2 separate regions of the Homo sapiens genome follow, and region 1 is linked to region 2. Evidence: chromatin loops called from intact Hi-C (ENCODE). Cell type or tissue: chondrocyte. All regions are shown on one strand. Each heading gives the region's core, and the rest is flanking DNA. Links, peaks and the distances in the headings are about the cores only.

What was found. Peaks named below come from ENCODE experiments on the same cell type or tissue, not always from the same donor. Only the 100,000 strongest peaks of a DNase experiment are listed, where the experiment ranks them.
Region 1: it touches region 2 in a loop (1.9-fold over the local background); 3 of 110 quality-filtered maps call a loop at or near these places.

What each region holds. Positions count from the first base shown.
Region 1 is chr2:171,343,125-171,352,580 of GRCh38, forward strand. The region is part of intron 3 of METTL8 (methyltransferase 8, tRNA N3-cytidine); the gene reads right to left. Among named protein-coding and RNA genes, the nearest start is that of METTL8, 86 kb to the right of the region's middle. RefSeq lists an enhancer at 4,123-4,172. In chondrocyte, for the core only: a CTCF peak has its summit at 4,172; no DNase peak of the experiment used is centred there.
Region 2 is chr2:170,969,610-170,979,065 of GRCh38, forward strand. LOC124906091 (a long non-coding RNA gene) reads left to right here. Exons shown (of 3, transcript XR_007087293.1): 2 at 330-450; 3 at 3,359-3,912. Among named protein-coding and RNA genes, the nearest start is that of GORASP2, 45 kb to the left of the region's middle. RefSeq lists silencers at 3,867-4,176, 4,317-4,566 and an enhancer at 7,876-8,432. In chondrocyte, for the core only: CTCF peaks have their summits at 3,985 (motif pointing right) and 4,186; DNase peaks (open chromatin) are centred at 3,926 and 4,438.

The sequences.
Region 1 (9,456 bases), core at 518-8,517, 370 kb after region 2:
CCTTATGTAGCAATTTAAAAATAAAAGATAATAAGCGGGGCATGATGGCTCATGCCTACAATACCGGCACTTTGGGAGGCCAGGGAGGGCAGATCACCTGAGGTCAGGAGCTCGAGACCGGCCTGACCAACATGGAGAAACCCCATCTCTACTAAAACTACAAAATTAGCCGGGTGTGGTGGTACATGCCTGTAATCCCAGCTACTCAGGAGGCTGAGGCAGGAGAATTGCTTGAACCCGGGAGGCGGAGGTTGCGGTGAGCTGCGATCGTGCCATTGCACTCCAGCCTGGGCAACAGGAGTGAAACTCCATCTCAATAAATAAATAAATAAATAAATATAAAAAATAAAATAATAAAGGAAAATAATATTAAGAGAAAATACACAGAATAGTATATACATTGATGGCAGCTCTAAAATTTATTTTATAGTCATTCATAACAATAAGTTGAAAATTTGAAGCAATGATAACAATTTAATCATTATTAGGTAGCTCTTTCTTTTGCAAAGCTGTATCTACTTCTTACACAAAGATTAAAGAATCTTAGCTGAATTCTTCATTCAAATTGCCTACAGAATTTCCTCATTTGATGAAAGGTTTGAATTAGAGTAGTATCTCTAAAGTCTGTTTAAGCTCTAAAAATTCTGTGTACTTTCCTATTAAGCGCCATGAATTTATGGAGAACATTAAACATTATCAGTTCTACAGACTACAAAATCTTGGATCAGATTGCCGTTTTAAACATGAGTCTGTACTACTGTTTTAATTTTTACAATTTAAAGAGAAAATGAATCTGTAGTGACGTGACTGCAATCTGGTTCAGAAACCAAACATGTCAAGCATCTAAATTCAACTCTAGCCTATGTAATATTAGAAGGCAATAGTCAGGGTTTGCTAATATACCTATTTTCAAGCCTTTTCCAACTATTTCCCACTCAGGAATTAGGAGAAAAGAAATCAGATAATTACATAAATTATACCAATAATAGTAGCATTAAAAATGACAAGAATAACACATATTACGTGTTTATTATGGGCTACGCACTATGTCAAATGCTTTACTTGGATTTTTCCCCCATTTAATCCTAGCAGTATCTCTCAGATAGATTTTATTATTCCAATTTGCAGAGAAAGAAATTCAATGTCAGAGGAAATAAAGAATTTCCCCAAGGTCACCCAGCCAGAAAGAACAGAGTCAAGACCTAGCCTAAGTCTGCTAAACTCTAAAGCCCACGCTCTCACCCATTACACTACACTGCCTCCCGAACACAAAGTCAATATGAACCCCCTGAAAATCATCTCTGCTTTTCTGATTCATACTTTCTTCTCAATTATGAAGTATCAAGTTGAAATTAAAACCTCAGTGTGGCTTACAATCAGTGTAACTACATTGTAAAAATAATGCTGATTGGAGTTACCCTTCATTAAGACAGATCAGAAATACATAATTAATTAAACTGCATACTTTAAATTATAAGAAATATAAACCATGCAGTTATATGATGAAATGATGAGCAATAGGAACATTAAATGCTCTATGAGAATATATGGGTTTGTGGGACAGAAACAAAACAGAGAAGCAGCACCAGTGTCTGGAATTTGGCTTTCAGCAGCTTCTCCAATCAATGCTGGCAACTCCATAGTTCCCAGTAATGTGTGAGAGCTTCTGAGACCCCACAGCTTGGTCAATCATCATAATTATGATTATGAGACAACAAACACCTTCAGTGTATGATTTAATTTCCTGAACTGCAAGAGTATCTGTGTTAACAGGGGAATTGGAGGAATTACTGCTCTGACCATGAGTAAAAAATTCAGTATCAAGCTGCTGGTAAGGCAGGTCAGGAATGATAAAATAATATAGCGTGGAGAAATCTGCCCTGTCTTCATCTTGTTTAACTGACTTTCTAAACAGGTGTATTAATGACAAATTTTTCTTGGAGGAAAATTTTTTTTCTTTCCTAGGTTGGTGATTCAGAGTTAACTGCTTTATGCCAGTGGCAGTAAGAGGGATGTAGCGATCTGTTTAACTACAGCCCAATGAAGCAACTTCTCAATTATTCACTTATTAAATTCAATATTGCTGAGGGAAAGAAGGAATATGCACGCTAACCATCCTTAAATATTCAGAATTCATTCTGAATCACACTCAACATCACAACTAAGAAATTGAATTAAACCATTTATGTATGACATATATAATATGATTAATATGAATTATGAAAATTTATTCTAAGTTTCCATGTAATAAAAAGCAATTTAAAGTTATTTTTGCACATCAATTACGCAAATACCTGAGCTCTCAAAGTTGGAAATTTCCACACATCAGTGAGAAAATTCATTGTCTAATAAAAGAAAACTCTTAAAAACTATGAAATTAAAAGTATGTTTCTAAGAGCACTGCATAAAATTTTAAACAAGCAAAGCCAACTTATAAACAAATAACCTAAATTTATAAGCATAAAACTTTTAGCTACTCTCTCTATATATTTTTTTCACATAGAACATTTTCTCAATGGTAAGGTATTCACAAAGTAAAGTATAGTGAGACTCATTCTTTTGCTTGACATAGATAACTTTCCATAGGTAGATAGTTAATTACAGGATATTTTAAAGTAAAAATAGCAGCTGCTTTTGTTATTCCATTTAAAAGACTCATTACATTTGCTAAATAACTGAGATATGACACACTGGAGATGTTTTTTAGGAAATTATAAAATATAATTATGTTAACTCAAAAATTGCCAAATGTATCTTTCATTTCTCTGAATTAACTTGCTTTTAAAATAAATTTGAGCTATAGTAAAATTGAAAATAAATTACAAAAAGGAAATGTGGAATTAAAAATCATTAATCTGGGCAATCTTATTGAAAGAAATGAGGGCCTGGATCTATAGTTTTTTTGTTTTTGTTTTTGTTTTTTGAGACAGGGGCTTACTCTGTGCCCAGCCTGGAGTGCAGTGGTGCAATCACAGCTCAGTGCAGCCTTGACCTCCTGGGCTCAAGTGATCCTCCCATCTCAGCCTCCCAAGTAGCTAGGACTACAAGCACGCACAACCACGCCTGGTTAACTTTTAAATTTTTTGTAGAGATGGGGTCTGACTGTTGCTCAGGCTGGTCTCAAATTCCTGGGCTCAAGAGATCCTTCCACCTTGGCCTCCCAAAGTGTTGGGATTACAGGTGTGAGCCACCACATCCGGTCCCAGATGCCATATACATTTTAATCACAAAAATGAAATGTCAACCATCCTGCAGCAAGACTATTATTTGTGATGCATAATTTCTTACTTTCAGATTGTGAGAGTGTTTCCTGACTTCAGTTCTCACCAACAGCTGAGACAATATGTGAGAAATGGGAAATGGGAGTGACAGGAGAGCCTGAGACACACAGAGACCAAAAGAAATGTGCCAGAGAGTTGGCCAGCATGGGAGAACAACCAGTACTTCCTCCCAGTTGCATTAAAATAAAGTGAGATAAGATCAGTAAACAGTGCTCCTGCTGTATAATAATCTGCATATAGAATACTCTGTGATGGGAGAACACTGGCTCTTTCAAAGATTTAGGACTCTCCTAGATAAGAAAAGATGGTGGTTCACAGAGGCACTTGCCGAAGAGCCAGGTCACTGCTTCCTCTGGGGTCTCAGTGTTTGAAAGTAGAGCTTTTAAACAATCTATTTACCTTGACCCATATTCATCAGAGACATTAAATATCAAACCTGAAGCCTCACCCAGGGTGCTGCAGACTGGCACGTCTGTGATCCCTACAGAAATTGCGCTGGATGGCTCTCACTGTAACGTCCTGCCACTCAACATGGTTCCTCAGAACAAAAGTATTCTTCCTTTACCACCCTCCGGGTAGCCTCAGTTATTGCTCTGTGTGCCCTTGCTTACGTGTGATAAGATGGTCACCCCCATAATGTGTTCCTTCTCCCTGCAGTGGTCCCCTGACAGGTATAAAGCCCATCACACTGAAGTGTTACAGAGGGGATGCAGAAGGGACCTAGCAGAAGCCTTTATCTCTTTGAGTCATTTTGAAATGGAATTTTTTGTTCTGTGTCTCTGCAGCAGTCAGAAAACTTGCACAGAAAGAGACTGGACATACTAATAAGCAAATCAAATGCTTCAAAGTGGTATCATCAACCCTCTCCTGCCTGCCTTTCCTGCTTCTACAGAGAGAGGCCAGTCACCACCTTTCTATTTCAGTCACACTACGTACGGTTCTATGGGAACTGTCATTTTCCTTTACTGCGGTTTCCAAGGCCCTAAAATAACCTTCTCATTAGCTTCACCAAGTTCATTGTTAACATAAATAGGACAAAATAGGCAGCCACATACAAACGACTTTAAGGGAACACTATCAGCACTGCTCATCTATTTATGTTCTAAATGGAAATATTCAAAATAGGGCAAAAAAATCCTTGGTTTTTCATATTATCAGGAAATATATTGTGGATAATTTTTAACTTCCTGGAAATGAATTAAGATGGCTGACAACTTTTAATTCAGTTTAGGCTTGACTCTGTCTGTCACATCCAGGTGGCCACCAGCAGAAGCTTGAGTAATGTGGAAAATATGTCTGTGCAGCTGCTGGCAAAGAAGCACAGTTATACTTCTTCAGAAACAGTGTGACAGAGTTCCTGCAAAGGAATGCAATATTGGCTGATTTGTAAGCAGTACTGCCACTGGTATGCACCCTCGAATCCAACCCTAATACTCTCTGGCCATATTCCCCTCAAAGACTTCGTGGTTGAAGCTCATAAAAATAGAATGATGTCATTGTGGATCAGGTGCTCTTCATTTCTGTCCACTCTCCAGGATACAATAAGGAGCTTAGGAGGAGGATGGAGAACTGGCTCTACGGAATAGCAAGTGATACCAGAAGATAAGATAGGTAGGCACTGCCCTCTTCACTAGGTAAGGGCAGCTAATGAGGGCAGTCTCATTAGCTTAGGCTCCCCAACTACTGTTGCTTCAAACTTTGGCCTCAATTTGTAGACTAAAGTCACCAGAACAATAGTTAACTACCAGTGGGATTAGTGATCTTCCTTATACTTGGTTTACACAGAGGAATGCTAACATCTTTCCCTGGGGAGTTCCAGGACAGCTGATCAATCTAGAAACAAAATTCAATCTCAGGGGTTGGAAACCTTTTTCTGTAATGGGCCAGATAGTATTTTAGTCTCTGTGGGCCAGCTGCAGCAGTCTTTGTTGCAACTACTCAACACTGTGACTATAGCTCAAAAGTGACCATAGACAGTATGTCAACAAATGAGTGTGTCTGTGTTCCAATAAACTTTATTCACAAAAACAGGCAGCAGGCTGGATTTCGACCATAGACTAGTTTGCTGACCCTTGCTTCATCTAACGGTTACACTGATGTTGCCACAAGAGTGACCAAAAAATGATAACCAGAACCAAGTTGTTCTGGCAAAACTAATCTATTGTATTAGAAGCCAGAATAGTGGCTCTTATGGGCCACTATTTGTGGGATTAGTGGGGTCAGGGATCAGGGGGAGTACTGTAATTGGGAAGAAGCACATGGAAGCTTCTGGATTAATAGTAATATTCTGTTTCTTGATATGGTTGATGTTTACATAGGTGTGTTAACTTCGTGAAAATTCATTGAACTATGCGAGAATTCATTGATGAGTTGTATAAATTTCTGTGTCTATTTTATAAACTATTTTTAAAAAGAAAAAAAAAGAACCAACATGTTCTAAGGGAGAAATCATTTTAAGAAAAATAAGGCAGAAAGTCCTATAGAGAGAATATAAGAGTTGGGTAAAGTGTCTGTGGGTTCCCAGCTGTGCAATGAGGATGATGCAGGCCAAGTTCTTTTGTTTGTAGTGTGCTTTTTAAAAAAATTGTGATTACAAACCACATAATGTAAAATTTAACATCTTAACTATTTTAAAATGTATAGTTCAGTACTGTTGAGTATATTCATATTGTTGTGAAACAGACCTCCAGGATGTTTTTATCTTGCTAAACTATTAACTACATACCAATTAAATGACAACTCCCCCTTTTATGAAATAACATGAGGTTAAAAAAGTAGATCCCCAAATTATATATGTATTATAATTACAACTGCTTAAAATTATATACACATTGGGTAAAAGTTCTAAATGATGAGCTAAAAACAATTATGTTAGAACAGTAGGATTAAGAGGCAATTGTCCTAAATTTTCTTAATATTTCCCCCATTTCCCGAGCCCTTGGCAACCACCATTTTTCGTTCTATGAATCTGACTACTTTAGATGTCTCAAATAAGTGGAATCATACAGTATCTGTCTTTTTGTGGTGGCTTATTTCACTTAGCATCACGTCCTCAAGGTCCATCCATGTTGTAGTATGTGACAGGATTTCTTTCCTTTTTAAGCCAGAACACGATTCCATTTTATGTATATACCACATTTGTTTTAACCATTCATCTGATGATGGGCATTTTAGGGTACTTCCACCTTTTGCCTATTGTGAATAGTGCTGCTATGAACATAGGTGTGCAAATGTCTCTTTGAGACTTTGCTTTCAAATCTTTTGCATATAACCCAGAGGTGGGATTGCTGGGTCATATGGCAGTTCTATTTTTTATTTTTTTAGGAACTTCCATACTGTTTTCCATAGTAGCCACACCATTTTACAATCTTACCAACAATACACAAGGGCTCCAATTTCTCCAAAGCCTTGTCAATGCCTGTCATTGTCAGGTTTATAAAACATTTATTTATTTTTATTGATATATAATAGATATAAATATTTTCAGAGTACATGTGATAATTTAATACCTTCTAATCAGTGTAACTGGTATATCCATCAACCTAAATATTTGTCTTTTCTTTTATTATTGTTATACTTTAAGTTCTAAGGTACATGTGCACAACATGCAAGTTTGTTACACATGTATACTTGTGCCATGTTGGTGTGCTGCACCCATTAACTCGTCATTTACATTAGGTATATCTCCTAATGCTATCCCTCCCCACTCCCGCCACCCCACAATAGGCCCCAGTGTGTGATGTTCCCCATCCTGTGTCCAAGTGTTCCCATTGTTCAATTCCCACCTATGAGTGAGAATATGTGGTGTTTGCTTTTCTGTCCTCGCGACAGTTTGCTCAGAATGATGGTTTCCAGCTTCATCCACGTCCCTACAAAGGACATGAACTCATCCTTTTTTATAGCTGCATAGTATTCCACGGTGTATATGTGCCACATTTTCTTCATCCAGTCTATCACTGATGGACATTTGGGTTGGTTCTAAGTCTTTGCTACTGTGAATAGTGCCACAATAAACATACGTGTGCATGTGTCTTTATAGCAGCATGATTTATAATCCTTTGGGTATATACCCAGTAATGGGATGACTGGGTCAAATGATATTTCTAGTTCTAGATCCTTGAGGAATCGCCACACTATCTTCCACAATGGTTGAACTAGTTTACAGTCCCACCGACAGTTTAAAAGTGTTCCTATTTCTCCACATCCTCTCCAGCACCTGCTGTTTCCTGACTTTTTAATGATTGCCATTCTAACTGGTGTGAGATGGTATCTCATTGTGGTTTTGATTTGCATTTCCCTGACGGCCAGTGATGATGAGCATTTTTTCATATGTCTGTTGGCTACATAAATGTCTTCTTTTGAGAAGTGTCTATTCATATCCTTTGCCCACTTTTTGATGGGGTTGTTTGATTTTTTCTTGTAAATTTGTTTAAGTTCTTCACAGATTCTGGATATTAGCCCTTTGTCAGATGGGTAGATTGCAAAAATTTTCTCCCATTCTGTAGGTTGCCTGTTCACTCTGATGGTAGTTTCTTTTGCTGTGCAGAAGCTCTTTAGTTTAATTAGATCACATTTGTCAACTTTGGCTTTTGTTGTCATTGCTTTTGGTGTTTTAGACATGAAGTCCTTGCCCATGCCTATGTCCTGAATGGTATTGCCTAGGTTTTCTTCTAGGGTTTTTATGGTTTTAGGACTAACATTTAAGTCTTTAATCCATCTTGAATTAATTTTTGTATAAGGTATAAGGAAGGGATCCAGTTCCAGCTTTCTAATATGGCTAGCCAGTTTTCCCAGCACCATTTATTAAATAGGGAATCCTTTCCCCATTTCTTGTTTTTGTCAGGTTTGTCAAAGATCAGATGGTTATAGATGTGTGGTATTATTTCTGAGGGCTCTGTTCTGTTCCATTGGTCTATATCTCTGTTTTGGTACCAGTACCATGCTGTTTTGGTTACTGTAGGCTTGTAGTATAGTTTGAAGTCAGGTAGCGTGATGCCTCCAGGTTTGCTCTTTTTGCTTAGGATTGACTTGGCAATGTGGGCTCTTTTTTGTTTCCATATGAACTTTCAAGTAGTTTTTTCCAATTCTGTGAAGAAAGTCATTGGCAGCTTGATGGGGATGGCATTGAATCTATAAATTACCTTGGGCAGTATGGCCATTTTCATGCTATTGATTCTTCCTATCCATGAGCATGGAATGTTCTTCCATTTGTTTGTGTCCTCTTTTATTTTGTTGAGCAGTGGTTGGTAGTTCTCCTTGAAGAGGTCCTTCACATCCCTTGTAATTTGGATTCCTAGGTATTTTATTCTCTTTGAAGCAATTGTGAATGGGAGTTCACTCATGATTTGGCTCTCTGTTTGTCTGTTATTGGTGTATAGGAATGCTTGTGATTTTTGCACATTGATTTTGTATCCTGAGACTTTGCTGATGTTGCTTATCAGCTTAAGGAGATTTTGGGCTGAGACAATGGGGTTTTCTAAATATACAATCATGTCATCTGCAAATAGGGAAAATTTGACTTTCTCTTTTCCTAATTGAATTCCCTTTCTTTCTCTTGCCTGATTGCCCTGGCCAGAACTTCCAACACTATGTTGAGTAAGAGTGGTGAGAGAGGACATCCCTGTTTTGTGCCAGTTTTCAAAGGGAATGCTTCCAGTTTCTGCCCGTACGTATGATATTGACTGTGAGTTTGTCATAAATAGCTCTTATTATTTTGAGATATGTCCCATCAATACCTAATTTATTGAGAGTTGTTTTAGCAAGAAGGGCTGTTGAATTTTGTTGAAGGCCTTTTCTGCATCCATTGAGATAATCATGTGGTTTTTATCTTTCCTTCTGTTAATATGTTGGATTACGTTTATGGATTTGTGTATGTTGAACCAGCCTTGCATCCCAGGGATGAAGCCCATTTGGTCATGGTGGATAAGCTTTTTGATGTGCTCCTGGATTCAGTTTGCCAGTATTTTATTTAGGATTTTCACATCAATGTTCATCAGGGATCAGGGATATTGGTCTAAAATTCTCTTTTTTTGTTGTGTCTCTGCCAGGCTTTGGTATCAGGATGATGCTGGCCTCATAAAATGAGTTAGGGAGGATTCCCTCTTTTTCTATTGATTGGAATAGTTTCAGAAGGAATGGTACCAGCTCCTCCTTGTACCTCTGGTAGAATTCGGCT
Region 2 (9,456 bases), core at 643-8,642:
TTTAATTATCTGACTACCCAGCAAGGTTTCAACCCTGTCTTCAGATTAGAATCGCCTCAATTAGAATATTAATTCCTGGGCTCTTGGAGTTTTTAAAAACTTCCCCAGGGAGGGTGGACCTGTAACTGCGGGAGGTAACAGGGGCATAGGAAGGTCATCGTTCTTGCTAGGTGTTTACTTTTACCACTAAGCAAAGTGCACAGGTTAGAGGAGGGATCCTTTTGTCATTTATATATATATATATATATATATATATATATATATATATATTTGCATTAGATCTAGGAAGAACAATTTCCGACTTGGCTAACCAAAGTGTTCCTTTATAGGCCTTTTGCATATCGAGCCAATTGATAAAATGGGGAATTAATGCCACAGCCAGTTATTCAAGCACTAGAACAAGAAGACGTGGAAGGGCAAGTGGGCCCCACTCCCAGCTGGGGGCTGCAGGTGAGGGGGATGGGGAGGGGTGAGGAGAGTGAGAATGTGCAGCAAAAGAGCAGAGGAGTAAGGAGTGCAGACAGGTGCAGATGCCGCCCCACTGCCTCTCCAGGGAGTTACACGAACGTGGGTACTCTGGTCACTGACAGTTTAGAGAAAACGCCACACTGCAGCCATTGATGGAGGTGGGCCTCGGACTTTCAGTGTTACCAGAGTTGAGGTTACACTGTATTTCCTGGCAAGAAATAGATACAAGCCCATGCTCCATGAAGGCCGCTGGGGTTTGGGATAATAACAGTAGCCAGCATGTATTAAGTGTTTCCTGTACATGGGGTGAATAATGAGATAAGACAGTGCTCTGCCCAGCAGACGAGAGGAAGCAAACAGGTTCCCCCTAGGCATGTTTCCTTTGAACTCCCCTGTATATATTAAAATGTGAATTAATTGCCAACATTTAAAAATCAGAAGGTTTCACATAAATCCAGATTTCTGGTTTCTCAAAGTCACAAGATCTGGCAACAGATCAGTCCTACAGGGAAATGAATGCCCCTTGGAGTCTCTGTCCTCCAGTCTCCAATTCCCACAGCCCCACCTGCGTGCGCCAGCCCCCCTCCCACCACCCGCAGGTGTCTGAGTTTGCAGAGCCCTGTGTTATCCTGGTAGTAACACAGCTGAGTCTGGGGAGAGGGGAGGGATAGCTGGGAAACTGAGGTTTCCTTACAGTCAGCGGGGCCAGAACCCGTGGGGACCCAGGATTAGGAAACAAGGTCCTTCACGGATTTCATTATTTAGGATCCAATGAATCGTGTGGAATGGGCACTAAGGTTAGCAAAATTTGAAGTAGTTGCTTAGACTGTAAACCTGATGGAGAAAATGTCCCTGGACAATGACTGGGACAGTAACAGCAATTTGAGTTTCACTAGTCTCTTTTCCTAAAGCCATATTCTGGGTCCCCAACCCATTGATCATTTACCTTAACAACCAACTCTATTGGAATTGATCATTCTCTTTTCCAGAGACCAAGGGTTGTGAATAAGAGTTCATGAATCCCTGACTGGCTTTCTTGCCGTCCACTCTCCATGGCCTTGCTTCCTGGGGAGGGGCCTGTTTGCCCAGCTCTGCCCAGGCTGGCCTGGTTTGAGACCCATACTAAGAAGTCTGCCTGAGGTTCAGGGCAAGCCTCTTCCAGAAGCACTTGAATTATGGTGGCTGGGGGTGGGGTTACAGGAACTTCTCATTTCTTCTCATAAACTTGCATATTGCCAGAATTTTTAAAACCACAATTACTTTTTATTATTTTATTTTACTTTTTTTTTTTTTTGAGATGGAGTCTTGCTCTGTCACCCAGGCTGGAGTGGAGTGGCGCAATCTCGGCTCACTGCAACCTCCCAGGTTCAAGCAATTCTCCTGTCTCAGCCTCCTGAGTAGCTGGGCTTACAGGCATGTGCCACCACGCCCGGCTCATTTTTGTATTTTTAGTAGAGATGGGGTTTCACCATGCTGGTCAAGCTGGTCTTGAACCCCTGACCTCAGGTGATTCACCTGCCTCGGCCTCCCAAAGTGCTGGCATTACAGGCGTGAGCCACCGCGCCAGGCTTCGAATTGCTTTTTTTTGTTTGTTTGTTTGTGTTTTTTTTGAGACGGAGTCTCGCTCTGTCGCCCAGGCTGGAGTACAGTGGCACTATCTCTGCTCACTGCAAGCGCTGCCTGCTGGCTTGACGCCATTCTCCTGCCTCAGCCTCCCAAGTAGCTGGGACTACAGGCGCCCGCCACCACGCCCGTCTAATTTTTTGTATTTTTAGTAGAGACGGGGGTTTCATCGTGTGAGCCAGGATGGTCCCGATCTCCTGACCTCGTGATCCATCCGCTTTGGCCTCCCAAAGTGCTGGGGTTACAGGCGTGAGCCACCGCACCCGGCCTGAATTACTTTTTAATCACTAACAACAATGGGGTTATTTTGATCTAGGGGGTGTGGATGAATGGGAGACTTACAGAGCCAGAAAAAGCCCTGTTCCGGGCCAGGCGCGGTGGCTCACGCCTGGAGTCCCAGCACTTTGGGAGGCCGAGGCAGGCGGATCACGAGGTCGGGAGATCGAGACCATCCTGGTCAACATGGTGAAACCCCGTCTACTAAAAATACAAAAATTGGGCGTGGTGGCAGGTGCCTGTAGTCCCAGCTACTTGGGAGGCTGAGGCAGGAGAATGGCTTGAACCTGGGAGGCGGAGGTTGCAGTGAGCCGACATCATGCCACCGTACTCCAGCCTGGCGACAGAGCGAGTCTCTGTCTCAAAAAAAAAAAAAAAAAAAAACCTTGTTCCATCTCTTCTGAAGCCTTTCATTTCAGTCTGTCCAGGACGGCCGCTGCTGCAGGGCCGGGGAAGCTTTTTCCCCAAGCAGCGTCATGACTGGTCAGACTAAGGGAGCTCTCTGCTAACAACCCCCAACACTGTCCCTAGATTAGAATTATCCATGAAATTTCCCTGAATAGACTTGCACTGTGACTGATTTGCAATGCTGTGTTGTGTTTGTAAATCAGTTTGGCCAGAACCGTGTAGCTCAGACAGCTATGCTGAAAGAGCCCAGAAACACAATGGCAAGAATCCATGTTGTACCCAGGCGCTGTTTTGGCTTCTAGAGCTCTGGAAACAGTGTTAGCGTCAGGTAGTGAAGTATGCATGGTTCCAACACGTTCACTCGAGATCAGTGGCTAAACAACCTGTGTGCTTCTCGGTGGTGAGGAACAGAACTGCTAGAGGAGCCTCATAAAATCAAGAAGAAACAGATGCCTGTTGTATGAGTCCAGGAGCTCAAAGCTCATTCCGATTTTAATAAACAGTTACTTGCCTTTGTCTCTGTCAAGGTTTTGTTTTTAAAGGGCATGAAACTTTAGAGACTAATTCATTTCCCCAAATTCAGATCTCTCTTAGGTAAGCAGTACAACCTGAGAAAAGAGGACAACCCTCTGGGATCTTTGGCACCGTGACGCTGCCATATTCCAGGAGAGGACAGGTGAGGGTTCGCTGTGGCTGAATCGGAAGGAGACAGAAGAAGCAGGGACGAGCCACCGGGCAGGCCTCAGGACAGGCTTAGGTTCTGAACTTGATCCCATGGACTGGTGTTACCCAGAGTGAAGAAAACTGTCTTTCCTCCTTTAATACCTATATATTTTATTTTAGCACGTATTGGGGAAAAAATAATAGTTGCATTGGATATGGCTAATTTTACGAATTAACTTCAGTGAAAAAAGGGAATGGTTTTAAAGAGAAGTGATGGGTGAGTTCTTGAGTTAATTCCCTCAGGGGAAGCAGGTGCGCCTGGAGAGCTCAAACCGAGGCCCCTGCTTCACAGGCGGGCGGGCTTTGGGGTAGGAGCTGAATCCACGTAGGTCTGCCCGGTCCCACGCCTCAGTTCTGTCCCCACGCGGCAGGTTCCTGGAACGACATTCACCTTTGTTCAGGAACTCCGGTCTTACCGCCGCCCACGTGGAGTGGGATCCGAGCCAAGGGGGCCTCCCGAGCGGGGACTACAGTGCGCGCCACGGGCCACCAGGTGGCGCCGGGAGCCTGGGAAAGCCGCGCCCCGCCAGCGGCCGCGGGGTCTCCGGGCCGCCCTCGCAGGGCCCCTGGGCGGGGCCGGGGCGTCGCGGTGGGGCGCTTTCCGTTCTTTGGAAGAAGGGCTCTGGTCCCCCGCTTTCTTTCCATCTCAGACCCAGTGCGGAAACGTGGGGGATGAGCCTGGGCGCCTTCACCAAACGGAACCCCCTTTAATCTGATGTGAAGGCAAATCTCTCCACCGGGGGACCCGTTGGGTGCGGCGGAGACACCCTTCGGTGGCTGAGAAACCCTCAGACGCCGTGGAAGCACCAGGGGTCTGAGCGCCCAGTGCGGGAGGTGCGGGGCCGGCTTCCCTCCCCGGGGCTGGAGCCTTCAGGAGCGCCGCCCCCACCCGGCTTCCTCCGAGGGCAGTGCTGGACTCTGGCCTGGCCCCTGGCCGGCCGCTGCCCTTGGCCTCGTCCAACCCACACCCGCGGGGCGGAGGCTCCTGCTGTGCACAAGCCCGGGGCGCCGGGGTGGGGCGGCTGGGTCTGGGCCCAGGTGTCCCGAATCCAAAAGCATCCCACTGCGCTGCCTGTAAATTAGCGATTTCGGATCTAGTGATGAGCAGAGGGGACAGAATAGCCCAGAGGCCGGGTAACTAACATGTGCGGGATCAAGGAAGGCGTTCGTGGGCAGCTACTATTAGGGCTTTGAAGAATGCATAGAGGTTCTCTTAGGTGGTCAAAGTGGAAGGAAGAGGTTCTCTTAGGCAGAGGGAACAGCGTCTGCAAGGACACACAGGAATGTGGCACGTGGTGTGTCCCGGAACTACAAACAGCTCTGGTTGCTGGAATGTGAAAAGTCAAGTATGGAGTGGTAGCAGTTGCCACAGAAGGGGGAGCGGGGCCAGATCGCCGAAGGCCTTGAATGCCATGCTCAGGGGCTTAGACTGCACTGCCCTGGGGAGTTTATAAGGGGGATGGATGTTTTTTGTTCTTGGCAGTGAAGTACCCAGGGAGCTTGCCCCTTACATAGGTCAGTGGTCTGAAAAACCTCCTTTTTGGCAAGCAGGGGCCTTTCGTGAAAGAAAAAAAAAATCATATGGCACATAGATTCAAAAGCCAGGCCAGTGTGGAGCTGCCGGCAGTTTCCCTGTGAGCAGGAGGGAAAGGCGGGGCATCCCTGAGAAAGGAGCCATAGTCATCCCAGCCGGATGGCGTGGGAGAAATCTCAGGAGTCCATTATCCCCAAACACTAAAGTCCAGCAAAGTGCTGTGCCACATGTCATCCCCCACCCTCCACCTGCCTGCTGTAGTTGTGGCTGGAGGAGTAACTCACATTTTCCCTGGTCTTGTAGCAGACTGGGAAGAACCAAAAGCTGAATAGGGTGAGAGCATCCTCTTTCTTCTTCAGCTCTTTAGCCAAAGGACTCTTTCAATCCTGAGCTCGGAAAAGCAACCATGGACCAGCACTTCTCAACCCTGGTGGCTTTGAAAAACACTGTTGCCTATGGATCAGGGACAGCATTGTGGAGATCCTCCCTCTCAATTCCTTCATTTTATAGATGAAAACAGTGAAATCCAGAAAGGTTAAATGTCTCTCCAACAAGCATACGGCTAGGGGGTGGTAGAGCTGGGTCTATACCTAGTACCCAGGTGGAAATCGGATCCAGGGATTCTTTCAGCAAGCCTGAGACCCGGGCAGGTGTGGGGCGGGGCCGGTGGAGCAGAAACAGACCAGGCTGCAACTGCAGGGCTGCATGGAGGACCTGGGTGCAAGGTCCTCGGGGGACTCGTGGGGGATTCTCAGAACCCAGCCCCCAGGGCTTTTAGTATCTTCATTTTGATCACAATTTAAAATAGCAGTGGTTTGTGGGGGTTTTTTTGTTTGTTTGTTTTTCCCAACAAGGAGATGGTGTAGTCAGTGATCAGACCTCGGTTGTGAAGTCAACTCGATTCAGCCTAGTCAAATGGCCGCTCGCTACTGGGGGAGCTTCCACCACTGCAGGGGCCATGCACCTGGCTTCAGCATTCTTCCTGGGCACGGGCATCCTTCTGCCCCTGCAGACTGGCAGAGCAGCAGAGGCAAAGTGGACAACTAGGGTGAGAAAGTGCTACAATGCGACCTGTGAGGAGGGGAGGTGGCCTCAGGGGTTATACCTGTCTTCAAGCCTTGGTGTCGTGGACAAAGTCTGACTTAAAGTCCTCTCCAGCACCTAGCTCCCAGCAGGCACTCACCATATGCCGCACAAAGGCACAGGCGATGAGTGTAGCTCCATGTGCTGGGTGCTAGGTTAGAGTCGAAGGGGTGGCAGTCAGTGCCTGGCATGTGGTGGGCACTCACTGGGGTTCTCTGCCTGGGCCACTCCCTTCTCTGGACCCTGGACCCTGGACAGGGATTTGAGTGGGGAGGGGCCTGCCTTCCTGGGAGGAAGTTACAGAATGGAGCAGGGTGGGGAGGGGAAGAGGTTTCAAACCATTTCCCACCGCCCCCTGGGGGGCATGGGCTATCTCTGGAGGTATGCTGTGCATGGGTCAGTGTGACCGAAAGGCAAGGGCTACTCTGCCTCTGACACCCAGGTCCGAGGCTTTGTATTCTTGAATTTGCCATCCAAAACCACAAAGTTGTTTTAAAAAACCCACGAAGTTGTTTAAAAGATACAAATTTAGGCTGGGTGTGGTGGCTTATGCCTGTAATCACAGCATTTTGGGAGAATCACTTGAGCCCAGGGGTTGGAGACCAGCCTGAGCAACATAGTGAGATCTCCGTCTCTACAAAAAATGAACAAAATCAGCTGGATGTGGCGGTTTGAGCCTGTAGTACTTAGAAGGCTGAGCTGGGAGGATTGCTTGAGCCCAGGAAGTTGAGGCTGCAGTGAGCTGTGCTTGCACCACTGAACTCCAGCCTGGGTGACAGAGTGAGACCCTGTCTCAAAAAAAAAAAAGAAAAAATATATATACATACATACATACACACACATATATCATTTGATCCTTAAAGAACAGAGCTGTCGGCCGGACGCGGTGGCTCACGCCTGTAATCCCAGCACTTTGGGAGGCCGAGGTGGGCGGATCACCTGAGGTCAGGAGTTCAAGACGAGCCTGACCAATATGATGAAACCCCGTCTCTACTAAAAATACAAAAATTAGCCGGGCGTGGTGGCATGTGCCTTTAATCCCAGCAACTCGGGAGGCTGAGACAGGAGAATCTCTTGAACCCGGGAGGCAGACGTTGCAGTGAGCCGAGATCACGCCACTGCACTCCAATCTGGGCAACAAGAGTGAAACTCCATCTCCAAAAAAAAAAAAAAAAAAAAAAGGCGGGTGTGGGGAAGAACAGAGCTGTCTTGCACCCTGACTACATTTACAGACTTCACTCAGAACCAGAGAACACTATTTATATTTTTCCCCAGGTGGGTCTTGGATCCAGTGTTTAAGCAAAAAACTTTTCAAAATTCCCCAATACAATTGTTTTTCTGTTAAGAAAATTAAATAGCTCATTAAATAACTTTAAAATCTCAAAAAGCTGTATCAGACATGACCCATGGAAGTTAAATGTAATTTATTAGATATTGCACCATGGGCCGGGCCAACCAACATGGCAAAACCTCATCTCTACTAAAAATACAAAAAAATTGGCCAGGCGTGGTGGTGCCGACCTGTAATCCCAGCTACTTGGGAAGCTGAGGCAGGAGGATCACTTGAATCTGGGAGGTGGAGGTTGCAGTGAGCTGAGATGGTGTCACTGCACTCCAGCCTGGGAGACACAGAGTGAGACTCCGTCTCAAAAAAAAAAAAAGATAAGATACTGCACCATGAATTGACCGAATACTCTCCCCTGCCATTACTTTGGTCACTTCAAAGGTTTCTTTTATGCGCGTCCGTGTGAAGAGACCACCAAACAGGCTTTGTGTGAGCAATAAAGCCTTTAATCACCTGGGTGCAGGTGGGCTGAGTCCGAAAAGAGAGTCCGTGAAGGGAGATAGGGGTGGGGCCATTTTATAGGATTTGGGTAGGTAAAGGGAAAAAGGGGGTTGTTCTCTGGCGGGCAGGAGTGGGGGGTCACAAGGTACTCAGTGGGGGAGCTTTTGAGCCAGGATGAGCCAGGAGAAGGAATTTCACTAGACAATGTCATCAGTTAAGGCAGGAACAGGCCATTTTCACTTCTTTTGTGGTGGAATGTCATCAGTTAAGGCAGGAACCGGCCATCTGGATGTGTACGTGCAGGTCACAGGGGATATGATGGCTTAGCTTGGGCTCAGAGGCCTGACATTCCTGTCTTCTTATATTAATGAGAAAAATAAAACGAAATAGTGGTAAAGTGTTGGGACGGTGACAATTTTTGGGGGGTGGCATGGAGAGATAATGGGCAATGTATCTCAGGGCTGCTTCGAGCGGGATTAGGGGCGGTGTGGGAACCTAGAGTGGGAGAGATTAAGCTGAAGGAAGATTTTGTGGTAAGGGGTGATATTGTGGGGTTGTTAGAAGAAACATTTGTCGTGTAGAATTATTGGTGATGGCCTGGATACGGTTTTGTATGAACTGAAAAACTAAACGGAATAAGAGAAGGAGAAAAACAGGTATTAAAGGTCTAAGAATTGGGAGGACCCAGGACATCTAATTAGAGAGTGCCCAAGGAGGTTCCGCATAGCCCTGCCAGCAAAGATTATTTATTTACTTTAAGAGTTAAGAGTGGCGGTTTGGGGATAGCACCAGGAGATATCAGCTATGATGGCTTGGAGAAACAGTGTAAACTGGCAGTGTAAACAAGAGCAGGGCATGTATGAGTAGTTGAGAATGGTGAATAGGAGTATGACTAGACAGAAGACAGTAGGGAAGACAAGTTTTTTGGGGCACAGTCCAAGTGGGTCTGGTGTCTGGAATGAGACTGGGGCCTAATAAAAAGGAGCATCTATACGGGAGCTTAAATGGGCTGTACTTTGTAGCATTCTGAGGACAGGCCTGAATTCTGAGAAGGGAAAGTGGTAAAAGTATTGTCTATTCCTTTTTAAGGTGGTGGCTGAGCTTGGTGAGGTGTGTTTTTAAAAGACCTTTAGTCTGTTCTACTTTTCTTGAAGACTGAGGACTGTAAGGGATATAAAGGTTTCACTGAATACTAAGAGCTTGAAAAACTGCTTGGCTGATTTGACTAATAAAGGCTGGTCTGTTATCAGACTGTATAGAGGTGGGAAGGCTAAACTGAGGAATTATGTCTGACAGAAGGGAAGAAATGACTGTGGTGGCCTTCTCAGACCCTGTAGGAAAGGCCTCTCCCTATCTAGTGAAAGTGTCTACTTCGACTAAGAGGTATTTTAGTTTTTGTGACTCGGGGCATGTGGAGTAAAGCTAATTTGCCAGTCCTGGGCGGGGGGGCAAACCCTTGAGCTTGCTGTGTAGGGAAGGGAGGGGGCCTGAATAATCCTTGAGGAGTAGTAGAATAGCAGATGGAACACTGAGAAGTTATTTCCTTGAGGATAGA